2 separate regions of the Homo sapiens genome follow, and region 2 is linked to region 1. The links are chromatin contacts, found by Hi-C in ENCODE. All regions are on one chromosome and are shown on one strand. The core of a region is the stretch at or near the end of the contact, and the rest is flanking DNA. Distances in the headings are between cores, read along the strand shown.

What was found. Hi-C counts contacts between places; a loop is a spot of excess contacts on that map. Pooled maps may share reads with other maps.
Region 2: a loop to region 1 is called in a map with no recorded cell type, with 9 times the contacts of the local background. The contact joins two enhancer-like sites. A Hi-C loop is called at or near these places in 3 of 37 single-sample maps with no recorded cell type and 1 of 50 pooled maps.

The regions. Positions count from the first base shown.
Region 1 is chrX:1,502,556-1,509,522 of GRCh38, reverse strand. The region is part of intron 1 of P2RY8 (P2Y receptor family member 8); the gene reads left to right. Among named protein-coding and RNA genes, the nearest start is that of P2RY8, 31 kb to the left of the region's middle. Within about 2 kb of position 4,307, at least 16 of the 41 ENCODE cell types and tissues checked have a DNase peak (open chromatin) inside an H3K27ac peak, as active enhancers do.
Region 2 is chrX:7,107,002-7,113,968 of GRCh38, reverse strand. The region is part of intron 1 of PUDP (pseudouridine 5'-phosphatase); the gene reads left to right. Among named protein-coding and RNA genes, the nearest start is that of STS, 37 kb to the left of the region's middle. RefSeq lists enhancers at 2,938-3,187, 3,198-3,247, 4,518-4,567, 4,718-4,787. Within about 2 kb of position 3,613, at least 6 of the 41 ENCODE cell types and tissues checked have a DNase peak (open chromatin) inside an H3K27ac peak, as active enhancers do.

The DNA.
Region 1 (6,967 bases), core at 3,058-5,557:
ATGGATGAATGGATGGATGGAGGGATGGATGGATGGATGCATAGATGATAGACACATACATGGATGGATAGATACATAGATACATAGATGATAGATAGATAATAGAAATAGATAGATAGATAGATAGATAGATAGATAGATAGATAGAATAGATGGATGGATGGATGGATGGATGGATGATGGATAGATAAATACATACAGGATAGATAGATGGATGAATAGATGGATAGATACATAGATGATGGATAGATAGATAGATGGCTAGACAGATAGATACATAGATGATAGAGAGATAAATAGATGGATGGCTAGATAGGTAGATACATAGATGGATAGATAGATAGATAGATAGATAGATAGAATGGATGGATACATAGATGATAGATAGATAGATAGATAGATAGATAGATAGATAGATAGATACATAGATACATAGATAGATACATAGATAGATACATAGATAGATGCATAGATAGAATAAATGGATGGATGGATGGATGGATGGATGGATGGATGGATGAACACATACAGGATAGACAGATGGATGAATAGATGGATAGATACATACAGGATAGATAGATAATAGATACATGATAGATACAATGAATGGATGGATACATAGATACATAGATGATAGAATAGATGGATGGATGGATGGATGGATGGATGAATGGATGGATGGAGGGATGGATGGATGGATGCATAGATGATAGACACATACATGGATGGATAGATACATAGATACATAGATGATAGATAGATAATAGAAATAGATAGATAGATAGATAGATAGATAGATAGATAGATAGATAGATAGAATGGATGGATGGATGGATGGATGATGGATAGATAAATACATACAGGATAGATAGATGGATGAATAGATGGATAGATACATAGATGATGGATAGATAGATAGATGGCTAGACAGATAGATACATAGATGATAGATAGAGAGATAAATAGATGGATGGCTAGATAGGTAGATACATAGATGGATACATAGATAACCAATATAAGGAGTCTCTCATGTGGGGATAACCGATATGTGGAGTTTCTCAGCCTCAGCACTGCTGACATTTTGGGGCTGGATGACACTCTGTGGCAGGGCCGTCCCGTGCAGTGTAGTGTGTTGAACGGTGTCCCTGGGCTGCACCCACCAGATGCCAGGAGCTCCTCCACCCCGTCATGACAGCCAGAGATGTCGCTGCTGCCCAGCGTCCCCTGGGGACCACAGTGGCCCCAGTTGAAAACCTTTGATCAACACTCAGCCTGGTTAATGGCAGCATGAACGCCACCTCCCCAGCTGACTGCCTGCAGCTCTGCCAGCCCCTGGGGCTTTCCATGGTTTTAGAGACACTCAGCAATACTGCCAGAACATCAGAGTCTGTTGTGAGGAATCTTATGTGACCTGCCCTAGGCCATTGCTGGATTTTTCCCCCAAACCCACAGGGCGTCGGGGGGACAGGGGCATCGTGATGAGAGGTCATCAGGCACACGCCATACGGGGTGAAAGAGGTGGGGGAGGCGGCAGGGAGGTCTCCTGAGGGATGGCGGTGTGGGTCCCGCCTGGTCCCGCCCGGCTGCAAAGACGTGGGGTGTGTGTTGAGTGCCAGACGGGGCTGGCTTGATTCAGGCGTGCCTTTACATGTTATCAGCCGTGGGTCTGACCACGGCCATGCCATGACCTAATAGCTAACCTCAATTTCCTCTTCTGTCAAGTGAGAAAAACCTTTACTTTCCCTCCCGTCACCACAGGGGTAGTGTACCCAGAAGCAGGCTCAAACTCAACATGAAGCTACTCATGAATGTGGCAGGGAGACATGGGAAGTCAGGCAGGGGGGCGGAAATCGCGCGTCGCCAACAGGAGGGGCCGGCACGTGGGGACTCCGCCGGGTGCTGTGACCGGGTGCCGTCACGGCCCCGAGCCTCAGTTTAGCAATCCACACAACAGGTATGTCGCCAGTACTGCAGGGACTCATGAGCTACCCCAGCTCCGAACCACCGTCGGCGGTCACCGGGGATATGAGCGACAGCTTTTCTGGCTCAGTGATGATTTTCAGCTAGGAAGGCTTGGGTGGGGTCCTGGCGTGTCTCCCGGGACAACTCCTCATCCAACGAGAGATGAGGTTGACTATTTCCAGGACTCAGGAAGTAGTGGGTGCTGACTGACAGGTGTTCAAGGACAATGTGGAATGTCAGGTCTCATCTCGTCCGGTGAAATCTAGGGGACTTCATCTTGGACACGCACAGAGAGAGCAAGTGAGGACGCCTGCCCTGATCATGCCTCTGAACTTAGACCCTCCTTGCTTCGCTCAGAGGCAGCTGGGGGTGTTGCATGTACGCAAGGGCTTCGGGAGGCTTTTGGAAACAGTAGACCACGGAACTTTGGGGCCCATGAGGACTCCGATTTGAACAAACAGGGACCTGATACCTTGAGACTTGACCAGGTCTGAGTTATTCTTGGTGGCCAGCTCCTAGGACCCCTGAATCCATGGACTCCTAGGACCCGTCCATTGCCTACAGAAATGAAAATGGCCAGAAAGTGGCCGGGCGCGGTGGCTCACGCCTGTCATCCCAGCACTTTGGGAGGCCTAGGTGGGCGGATCACGAGGTCAGGAGATCGAGACCATCCTGGCTAACACGGTGAAACCCCGTCTCTACTAAAAATACAAAAATTAGCCGGGCGTGGTGGCGGGTGCCTGTAATCCCAGGTACTCGGGAGGCTGAGGCAGAAGAATCACTTCAACCAGGGAGGCAGAGGTTGTAGTGAGCCAAGATTGCGCCACTGCACTCCAGCCTGGGCGACAGAGCAAGACTCCATCTCAAAAAAAAAAAAAGAAAGAAAGAAAGTGGCCAGCAAGTGACAAACGTCCAAAATGTCCAGGGTCCCTCTGAGTCACGGAGCTCATGGTGATGTCGTCAAGATTCTGGTCAACGTGGTAGATACATCTTTACATCCAAACACCTCTCTCTCTCCTCTGCCTTCTTTCTTTCCTGGACTCCTGATACCCCCAGCTCAGGGCTGAAAAGGAAGCATTTTCTCAATGGAAAGGACAAAGAGGCAGTCTTCTCTCAGAAGAGACATCTCCATCTATAGCCTGGTGGGCCACACCAGTTCTGTCTAGAAGGACACAAACTTCTGTCTTCTTTTGTCTACCCAATTAGCCTCCTGGCTCATCTTAGAAGGGGAAGGGCACAGGGGAGCATGTTTTAAGAAGGAAATTAAGCATCAGGCATGGTGGCTCACACCCGTCATCCCAGCAGTTTGGGAGGCTCAGGCAGGCGGGTCGTCTAAGGTCAGGAGTTCGAGACCAGCCTGGCCAACATGGCAAAACCCCGTCTCTACTAAAAATACAAAAATTAGCCAGGTGTGGTGGCGGGTGCCTATAATCCCAGCTACTAGGGAGGCTGAGGCAGGAGAATCACTTGAACCCGGGAGGCGGAGCTTGCAGTGAGCCAAGACTGTGCCACTGCACTCCAGCCTGGGTGACGGAGTGTGACTCTGTGTCAAAAAAAAAAAAAAAAAAAAAAAGAAGAAAGAAATTAAGATGCTTTGTTCAATGTAAAAAAGATATTCTTTTGTTACAAAGTTTAGAAATGGGAAATGATTTTTAAAAATGCAATACTCAAGGAATTTTACACAGGGGTAGAAATGGAAACTCTACTTGCAAGTCCTCCTCCTGGATTCTTTTGTTTTTTGTTTTTTGTGTTTTATTGTTTGTTTGTTTTTGAGACGCAGTCTTGCTCTGTCGCCCAAGCTGGAGTGCAATGGCGCCATGTCGGCTCACTGCAACCTCCGCCTCCCTGGTTCAAGCGATTCTCCTGCCTCAGCCTCCCGAGTAGCTGGGATGACAGGCGCCCGCCACCACACCCAGCTAAGTTTTATATTTTGAGTAGAGATGGAGTTTCACCATGTTGGCCAGGCTGGTCTCCAACTCCTGACCTCAGGTGATCGACCCGCCTCGGCCTCCCAGAAGGCTTTTTGTATCTTCCGAAGCTAGTGGATAATATTCTGAAATTGTTGATGAGACACCTAGCTTCATCTTCAGTTGTCTGCAGACACTCATCCAGTGCCTCCATGTGGAGTGGTTCCATTTTTCAGCCCTGTCCTTGCTGGCCACGAGGAAACTCAGTCCATGGACACTATCTGTGGTCATTAAGACGCCAAGGCCAACGGAAAGGCCGGTGACGAGGCCCTCTGTTGCTTCCTTCTCAGAAAGATAAAGATCTGCTTTCCACAGTCTCATCCGTTTTTGTGATGGGCAAGTGGCCAGAGTACCACGTCAGTCACAGAAACCCAGCTCAGGTCCTCTGAGACGCCCTGATTCACGTTTCCAATTTGAGGTTGAGCATGAGATTTTCTTCCTTTTTTTTTTTTTTTTGAGACAGAGTCTCTCTCTGTCACCCAGGCTGGAGTGCAGTGGTACGATCTCGGCTCACTGCAACCTCTGCCTCCCGGGTTCACGCCATTCTCCTGCCTCAGCCTCCCAAGTAGCTGGGACTACAGGCGCCTGCCACCACGCCCGGCTAATTTATTTTTGTATTTTTTTTAGTAGAGACAGGGTTTCACCGTGTTAGCCAGGATGGTCTCGATCTCCTGACCTTGTGATCCACCCGCCTCGGCTTCCCAAAGTGCTGGGATGACAGGCGTGAGCCACCACGCCTGGCCAATGCCCGGCTAATTTTTGTATTATTAGTAGAGACAGGGTTTCAGCATGTTGGCCAGGCTGGCCTCGAACTCCTGACCTCAGGTGATCCGCCCGCATCAGCCTCCCAAAGTGCTGGGATTACAGGCGTGAGCCACAACACCCGACCTAATTTTGTATTTTTAGTAGAGATGGGATTTCACCATGTTGGCCAGGCTGGTCTCAAACTCCTAACCTCAAGTGATCCACCTGCCTCAGACTCCCAAAATGCTGGGATGACAGGCATGAGCCACTGCACCCAGCCTGATCAGTTTTGACCACAGAGAACATTTCAACAGAGGGAAGTTTCCAGCACGTGGGATCCTTATGGTAGCAGGAAGTGAAACCTATGTTTAAATTTCAACACATGAACTGTTTTGCTGTCATGAGGTGGACAGGGTCACCACTAAAAGGCTTTCAAATCCAGGTCTACATCACATCAGGAGGCAATAAGATTGAAACAGAAGCTTCAAGGGGGGCAAAGAAGCATGTGGAATTCCCAAATCTTTTTTTTTTTTTGACACAGAGTCTTGGTCTGTTGCCCAGGCTGGAGTGCAGTGGCGCCATCTCGGCTCACCGCAACCTCCGCCTCCCGGGTTCCAGCGATTCTCCTGCCTCAGCCTCCCGAGTAGCTGGGACTACAGGCGCCTGCAACTACGCCCAGCTAATTTTTGTATTTTTAGTAGAGACGGGGTTTCATCATATTGGACAGGCTGGTCTCGAATTCCTGACCTCATGATCCGCCCGCCTCGGCCTCCCAAAGTGCTGGGATTACAGGCGTGAGCCACCACGTCCAGCAGAATTCCCAAATCTTTAAAGACAGTTCCTTTACAGGTTATTTAAGTGGATAATTGCCTGTAAAACACCAACATGATTACAGTCTATTCAGTTCCTCCAGAACAGCGACAAAGCAGCTGTGTTTGGTTTTTCTTGTTTTTTGTTTTGTTTGAGACTAAGTCTCACCCAGGCTGGAGTACAGTGGCATGATCTCAGCTCACTGCAACCTCTGCCTCCCGGGTTCAAGTGATTCTCCTGCCTCAGCCTCCTGATTAGCTGGGACTACAGGTGCCTGCCACCATGCCCAGCTAATTTTTGTATTTTTAGCAGAGACGGGGTTTTGCCACATTGGCCAGGCTGTTCTCGAACTCCTGACCTCAGATGATCCACCCGCCTCGGCCTCCCAAAGTGCTGGGATTACAGGTGTGAGCCACCACACCTGGCTAATTTTTGTATTTTTAGTAGAGACGGGGTTTACCACGTTGGCCAGGCTGGTCTCGAACTCCTGACCTCAGGTGATCTGCTCGCCCTGGCCTCCCGAAGTGCTGGGATGACAGGTGTGAACCACTACGCCCAGCTGGCAGTTGTATTTTAAGTAACAAAGCTCGTGGCATGTCAGAAAGTGCCTGCATCTTTCAAACTTGTTCAGTAGTAACATTAAAATTATTTTAGGGGTGCAGAGACAAAGCCATTTCTGTGAGTCCCCTGAGGCTGACACAAAAAATGCCACAAACTGGGGAGTTCGACAACAGGAATTTACTTTCTTACAGTTCCGGGGGCCAGAAGTCTGAGATCAAAATGTCTCAGGTCCGTGCTCCCTCAAGGAGCTCTAGGGGAGGGTCCTTCCTGTCTCTCCCAGCTCCTGGGGGCTCCAGGCATCCCTGGGCTTGTGGCCGCGTCATTCCAGGCTCTGTCTCCGTCTCCACGTGGCCTTCTCCTCTGTGTCTGCGTCTCCTCTTCTGTCTTTTACCAGGGCACCTGTCATTGGATTTAGGGCCCAGCCTAATCCAGGAGTATCTCATCTTGAGATCCTTAACTCATTAAATCTGCAAAGTTCTTATTTCCAAATAAGGTCTCATTCCAGGTTCTGGGCTCTAGGATATGGACATATCTTTCCAGGATCCGCTGTTCAACCCATTACAATTGGATCCAGTTCCCTCCGGAGGCTCCTTCCTGTCTCTCCCAGCTCCTGGGGGCTCCAGGCATCCCTGGGCTTGTGGCCGCGTCATTCCAGGCTCTGTCTCCGTCTCCACGTGGCCTTCTCCTCTGTGTCTGTGTCTCCTCTCCTGTCTCTTAGAAGGACACCTGTCATTGCATTTAAGGCCCACCCAGACAATGCAGGATTATTTTCTCTCAAGATCCACAACGGAATGAATCTGCAAAGACCCTCTTTTCCAAATGAAACCCCCTCCCCAAATAGCAGGGCTCAGGACACGGACATATCTCTGGGGGCCACCATCCAACCCAGCATGGGAGGCCCTCGATCTGGGTTTGCAGGTGGG
Region 2 (6,967 bases), core at 2,364-4,863, 5.6 Mb before region 1:
GAAGGCCCTCCCAAAATGTGTCCCCTCGACGTTGGACTTCTCAGTCCCCATAACTGTAAGAAATGAATGTCTTCATACATTACCACGTTTTAGGCATTCTGTTAATAAGCAGCAGAAAATGGAATAAGACAGAGTCCAAGAATATGTAGTTGGACAGCATCTCACTTCATACTGATGCTGCTGGTCCGGGGACCTCATTTCGAGAATCAAGGTGTTTAGGAAACAAGCAGTAGAATATCTTAGATGAACAATACTAGTGGTGTACATTTTAAATAAATTGAACAATTACTGATTAGCTACTATGTACTGTCAAAATGGTTCAGAAAAATGACACCACCACTTCTATCAAAATGTACTGGATGTTGGGTTTTTTAATTAAAGCAACTTCACTTTAAAATGTGGTTTTACACACATTCAAAACACTGCTGACCCTCTTTCCTCAGCTGCCATTAAGGTGCTTAGCCCTTCCGAGGAAGCTAAGGCCTTGTGAAGCTGTCACTCATTGGGTGACTAGCACCCTGCCCGGTGGCACCAGCCCCGCACTCGCCCACACCATGGCCTCCATCTTTGTTTGAGCTCACTTGCATCTACTCGGCCCTCATTCTACAGTGCAGTGTGGTGACCATCACATAAGACCGTCGCCCTCATTAAAGCAGCTAGTGTAAATGGTGAAACTTTTGGGCCTGACCTGTTTGCAAGGGCCTGGCCAGTGTCAACATCGGGAGCCTTTTTGGTAGCATGGGGGCTGGTGGACCTGTACCTACAGGCAGTTCTGCCCCTGTACCATTTCCCCAGCCAGAGTCAACATTGGGAACCTCCTCTGCAGCAGCATGGGGGCTGCTGGACCTGTACCTGTAGGCAGTCCTGCCCCTCCACTGCTGCCCCAGCTGAGCAGAAGGAAGTGCAAGCAAGGAAAGAAGCATCTGAGGGATCTACTTAGGACACGGGCTTTAATCTTTTTGAAGAAACCTCTTTTGTAACATGATCAGTGAAAAGCTGAACTCTTGGCTGGGCACCGTGGCTCACACCTGTAATCCCAGCACTTTGGGAGTCCATAGTGGGAGGATCACTCCAGGCCAGGAGTTCAAGACTAGCCTGGGCAACATAGGGAGACCGTGTCTCTACAAAAAAAATTAAAAATCAGCCTGGTGTGGTGGCGCACACCTGTAGCCCCAGCTACTTGGGAGGCTGAGGCGGGAGGATCACTTGAGCCCGGGGGGTCAGGGCTGCAGTGGGATGTGATCACCCTACTATACTCAGGTGAGACCTTGTCTCAAAAAGAAAAGCTGAACTCTTAAAACGTGCACACACACAGTCAGCTAACATCTTCATAACTGTCAGATTGTGACAATTTGATTCTAACTCAAGATCAGCCTTTCTTGTAGTTTATTTTGTGTCTTTAAGGAACTAGCCTATCTAACACAAAACACTGGCTTTAAGTTTTTTCTCTTTTTTGTAATTGGGAATAAAAATTATGCTCAAGATACATCAAGATTAGTTTTGGAGAAAAAAAGCATTAAGTAGATTCAGTTGTGCAAGATGCACAAAGTGTAACTTCATAAGTAAGCGGTCACAAACTCGGGTTCATAATCCGTTACCCAAAATCTATGGAGCCAGATGTATTTAAATATAGGTTATTTTTAAAAGGTATTAGAATTCATATGTTCCATGACACAGAACGTTCTCAGGCAGCACCCGTAATCAAATCCATTAGTATTTCTATAGGGAAGTGCTTGAAGAGTCGCACTAAGTATGATAAATGTGGACCATTAAAACCACCTCATGCTAGCCCAGTACAGATTTTGCAGTGTTTTCAGAAGCTTTTGGGTTATGGAATTGGGAACAGAGGCTGTGTTTGTTCCTCTGCAGCCCCGGCAATTAAGAAGTGTTTGTGAAGCTGGTTTAATGTGCCTAGCAGGTGTGATGTATTGGTGAATTCCAAATAATTGATAGTTTTGTTTGCTTTTTTTTTTTTTTAAGCAAAATATTTGGTAGGAGGCACTTTAGTTTCTCAAGTTCAATAGCTGTTTGCTCTTACTGGAGCGTTGCTGTTAAGGGAGACAGCAGATCTTGTCAATTCCCTATAACTCACGGTTAACAAAAGCATTCCCTAATGATTCCATATGTTGATGCTCAGAGGTAATTCTGGGCCAAGCGCTCAGAGCACAACACAGATTATTTCACTCCATGGACGCAACCGCCTAGAAGGTGTGTGGCATGACTACATCATTAGGATCCCATTTTAGAGGTGTGCAAGCCAAGGTCCAGCAGGCTTATAAGACCTGCAGTATGAATAGGATCCTCATTTTATAGGTGCTTTACCCAAGGCTGCTAGCTTCCAGAGTTTCCGGCTAGAAAGCTGCAGAGTTGGGGTTTCCCGAAAGACCACCAGGCTTTAGAGGACCTGGCTTCACTGCCTGGGCTGCCTGCCACCTCCCACACCTAAAGCATCTCCCCCCGCCCCACCCCACCCCCAGCTTTAAGGCCACCCCCGCTCTGCAGGTCAGCGGCTATTAAATACATTTCTCCAATAAACATCGTATGTTAGACAGGCTAAGAAACTTGTCCCAGGGCGTGCAGCTGAGCTGGGAGTTTTCTGCAGGTCTCTTGGGTCCCCAAAGCCCTAGGTCTTGTATGAACATGAGGGTAGGAGCAAAATCAGGCCTTCCCATGTGTATTAATGTTACTCTGTTCTCACACTGCTATAAAGAACTTCCCTGAGACTGGGTATTCTGTAGAGGAAAGAGGTTTAATTGACCCACAGTTCCACATGGCTGGGGAGGCCTCGGGAAACTTACAGTCATGGCAGAAGGGGATGGCAAGGCAGCAGGAGAAAGGGGCAAAGGAGGCACTTGCAAACACTTATAAAACCTTCAGATCTCACTATCACGAGAACAGCATGGGGGAAACCACCCCAACGATCCAATCACCTCCCTCCCTCCACACTTGGGGATTACAGTTCGAGATTGTCAGGCCTCTGAGCCCAAGCTAAGCCATCATATCCCCTGTGACCTGCACGTATACATCCAGATGGCCTGAAGCAACTGAAAAACCACAAAGTGAAAATAGCCACTTCCTGCCTTAATGGATGACACTCCACCATTGTGATTTGTTCCTGCCCCACCCTAACTGATTGACCTTGTGACACTCCTTCTCCTGGACAATGAGTCTCAGAAGCTCCCCCACTGAGCACCTTGTGACCCCCACCCCTGCCCGCAAGAGAACAACCCCCTTTAACTGTAATTTTCCACTACCTACCCAAATCCTATAAAACTGCCGCACCCCTATCTCCCTTTGCTGACTCCTTTTTCGGACTCAGTCTGCCTGTACCCAGGTGATTAAAAAGCTTTATTGCTCACACAAAGCCTGTTTGGTGGTCTCTTCACAGGGCTGCATGTAACAGATGAGATTTAGGTGGGGACACAGCCAAACCGTATCACCATATGTGCTTCTTAATGACAGTTGGCTCAAGGTGTTTTCCCCGTAAATAACGCAACTCACAGTTATAAAATTGAAGATAGGTCCCCATTTGCATGGTAAGCAGGTACAGCTCCCTGAGAGAGCAGTTGGGGAGAAACCCTCGCTTTTTATATCTTTGTTGGGTAAAACATCAACCACTGTGCCTCAGGGGCGGACTTAGTGAGCATTTAAGATACATTTTCAGTTATAAAATGTTACTTGATTTGCAGCAATTACCCAGTCTCCGCCTTAGACAGAAACTTAGAGGCCATCGGCCTAGACTTCCTCCAGGCACAGGGCTTCCATAACAGTTGAATTAATTTAAGCCTTAATGCCTCCCATAAGCCCCCGGGAACTCAGGCTGCCTCTGAGGATGAAAACACCCGCCAGTCTTTGGGCCCCAGCCTGGGGCACCCTGTAGCTTCTTCAGAGCTTCCACCTCCCTGCCAGGCTCTCCCCCTCCCCATGCTGCCCTTGCAGCTACTACAGAAGCTGCTCTCAACATGCCACACAGATTCCAGCTGGGAGGAGGGGAGTGGTCACAGTCACAAGGGATATTTTCTAATTCTCCTAAGGAGGGTAGTAGTGTATGTGGCCCTAGCATGTTAAAAACAATATGACCTTTCCTGGTAAAAAGGACCCTGAAGCAATGTTAAAGCTGCAAGCTTGTTAGTAAGCAGGGAAGAATATCCATCTGATGGCCCTAGTGCAAGTGTTTTATGCTCCTTTATTTTATTTCAGCATTTTTCCTTTCACAACGCTGTCCCTTTAAGTGTGCCATCATCAACAGCTGTAGTTATCATTTGATCTGAGGAGTTTAATTACTTGTTTAGATCCTTTCTTATTCCACGGATTTAGGATTATTTTATCTAAATGGTGAGGAAAAGTGTCTGTCTGCACAGTCCCCTACAGATTTATAATCCCACAGTTCTGTGTCTTTTAAATTAAAAGCTCCATGACATTTTAAGCTTTAAATAAACACTGTTGGAAGCATTTTTAGAGGATACAGCTGTTTTCCTGCCTTTGTCCACACTCCTTTCTTCCTGTTCGCACACTCGCCTTAGTCAGAGTTCCACGGAGCACCTCCATCGTCCTGCCTGCCCTCTGTTCTGTTCCTTCACTCGGCTTTTCAAACCCGACAGTGGTGTCTCACTTGTTCGATGCCTGCAGTTTCCTTTTGTCAATCTTCCTCTCTCAACTACTAGAACAAACACTCAAGGAAGTAAAATGTGCCGCCTCACTGCCAATCCGTCCATCTCCTTGCCCTGAGAGCCTTGGCTCTTTCTCCCCCTCACAGAGAAGAAGAAAATAAAAGGAGCGCTCATGCCTGGGTAACCCTCCCTTAGAGGAGGCTTTTCACCACTCAGCTGTTGAGGAGGAGGGTGGGCCAGCCCTTCCTTCTGTTCTGCAGCTTCTGTAGGGAGACCGAGTGCAGGATGGAATCCAGGAAGCCTTGAGTTACTCAGGTTGTTACTTGAACTTCGACTTCTACAAACCAGCCCAGACTTTTCTAAGAGTCCTGTCTTTTGTACTCTCCTAAAGGGCTTTGAGCCCTCCATTCAGGGATTGGGCCTTCACAGTCTGCAGTATCCAGAACGGTGGAGGTTCTGAGGTTTGTTTGGTGTGTTTTACAGCAAACTTAATAAAATACAGCTTGTGGCCAGGCGCAGAGGCTCATGCCTTAATCCCAACACTGGGAGACCGAGGCTGGAGAATCACTTGAGGCCACCAGTTTGAGACCAGCCTGGGCCACAGGGCAAGGCATCCCATGTCTACAAACAAAAAAATAAATGAAAAAAATACAGCTTGTGGTAGAAAAGCAAGGAGAAAAATATTATAGTGCTGAAAATGAAATGGCACCTGCAGATGCAGCTGTGGGTGGATTTGCCAAGAAAAGCAGAGAAAGAACAGAGGAGGGCTCTTCTTGTTGCTGTTAGCAGTCAAAACCAGAGTATCCATCAGGAGGTGGAGAAGCCAGGGGTCTTCTGCAGGGAAGAGGGCCACAGAGGGGGTCAGTGCACAGGGGGAGGAAGGAAGATGGGGAGTGCAGGGCAGGGGCCACCCAAAAGCCCAAGGAAGAGCCCAGTCCACAATAACCAGCCTCTCCTGGTCTCCAGTGTCCACAGGGTGGACTGGGCCCAGCCTCAGCCCCATCCCAGGAGGAAGAGCCAGAGAGTTCCCCAGGCAAGTGCAGTGAGCCCTGGGACCAGGAGAGAAGCGTGCACAGAGGCAAAGTCCACACCGTGGCAGCCAAAGCAGTCAGTGAGCCCAGTCCTCTGAGTATAAGGCGGCAAGAGCCCTAGCCGATGCTGCAGGTGCAGTCAAGAGATGCAGTTTGGATGCTGCTGAAGGAACATGATACAGGGCCACACGGAAAACTTTTTCTCAAGACAGCAGCACTCTGCCCTTGGTTCATTCAGGAATTTTGCATATAGGTGGTGGATATGATTGACTGCCCAGGCCTTGTGTCTACACAGATGACCATTCACCTTCTGTGAGAAAGATGCAGGAGACAAAGCACAGGTGGCCCTACCATTGCAGCGGCTCACAAGAGACCTTCCCGGCCTCCTCCATGTGTGACACAGCGAATCCTGCCGTGTGGTGCAGGCAGCTCTCTGCATGCCTATCTGGGAGGAGCAGATATTTTGGAGTTAAAACCTGCCCTAACTCTCTTTTTTTTGAAGACATAATTTCGCTCTTGTTGCCCAGGCTGGAGTGCAGTGGCACGATCTTGGCTCACTGCAACCTCCGCCTCTTGGGTTCAAGTGATTCTCCTGCCCCAGCCTCCTGAGTAGCTGGGATTACAGTCACATGCCACCATGCCCAGCTAGTTTTTTGTATTTTTAATACAGACGGGGTTTTGCCATGTTGCCCAGGCTGGTCTTGAACTACTGAGCTCGGGCAGTCCTCCTGCCTTGACCTCCCAAAGTGCTGGGATTATAGGCGTGAGCCACCGCGCCCGCCCCATAACTCTCCTTTAGTCGCAGTTCATACCTTGCCAACTTTCAAAACACATCGAGGCAATTACAGACAAGCATGCATACCTATGTGCATGTAAGCATGTGAACATACATAGGAGTATGAAGACTTACATGCCTCTTGGATACACATAGCCTTCTCTGTGCGTACACGTTACTTCCCTCAGTGTGTCCTGGGTCTCCCAGATACTATCTTACAGGGAAAAAAACTAGTATTTAGGGATGATTATTGTATTTGTTTATGTCATTGTGGGACAGTTAAAGGCCATTGAGATCGCCTGCTCTTTTCAGGACTTCTTGTTGGGTCCAGCTGTACAGATTCAAGGTAGACTACGTCCTGCTAATGCTGCTCCACACCCTGTGGGAAGGTTTCAGTGCTAAATCTAGAACAGGTGGTCAGTCTCCTAACTGAATTTGAATCCAGATTTTTGTCAGATGCATCCGTGTGTCTTCTTCTTAAATCAGTTGTGAACAGGGCTATTTCCAGCCTCTCGGGTTCAGGGACTGCCTCTGTGCCACCGCAGACTGGA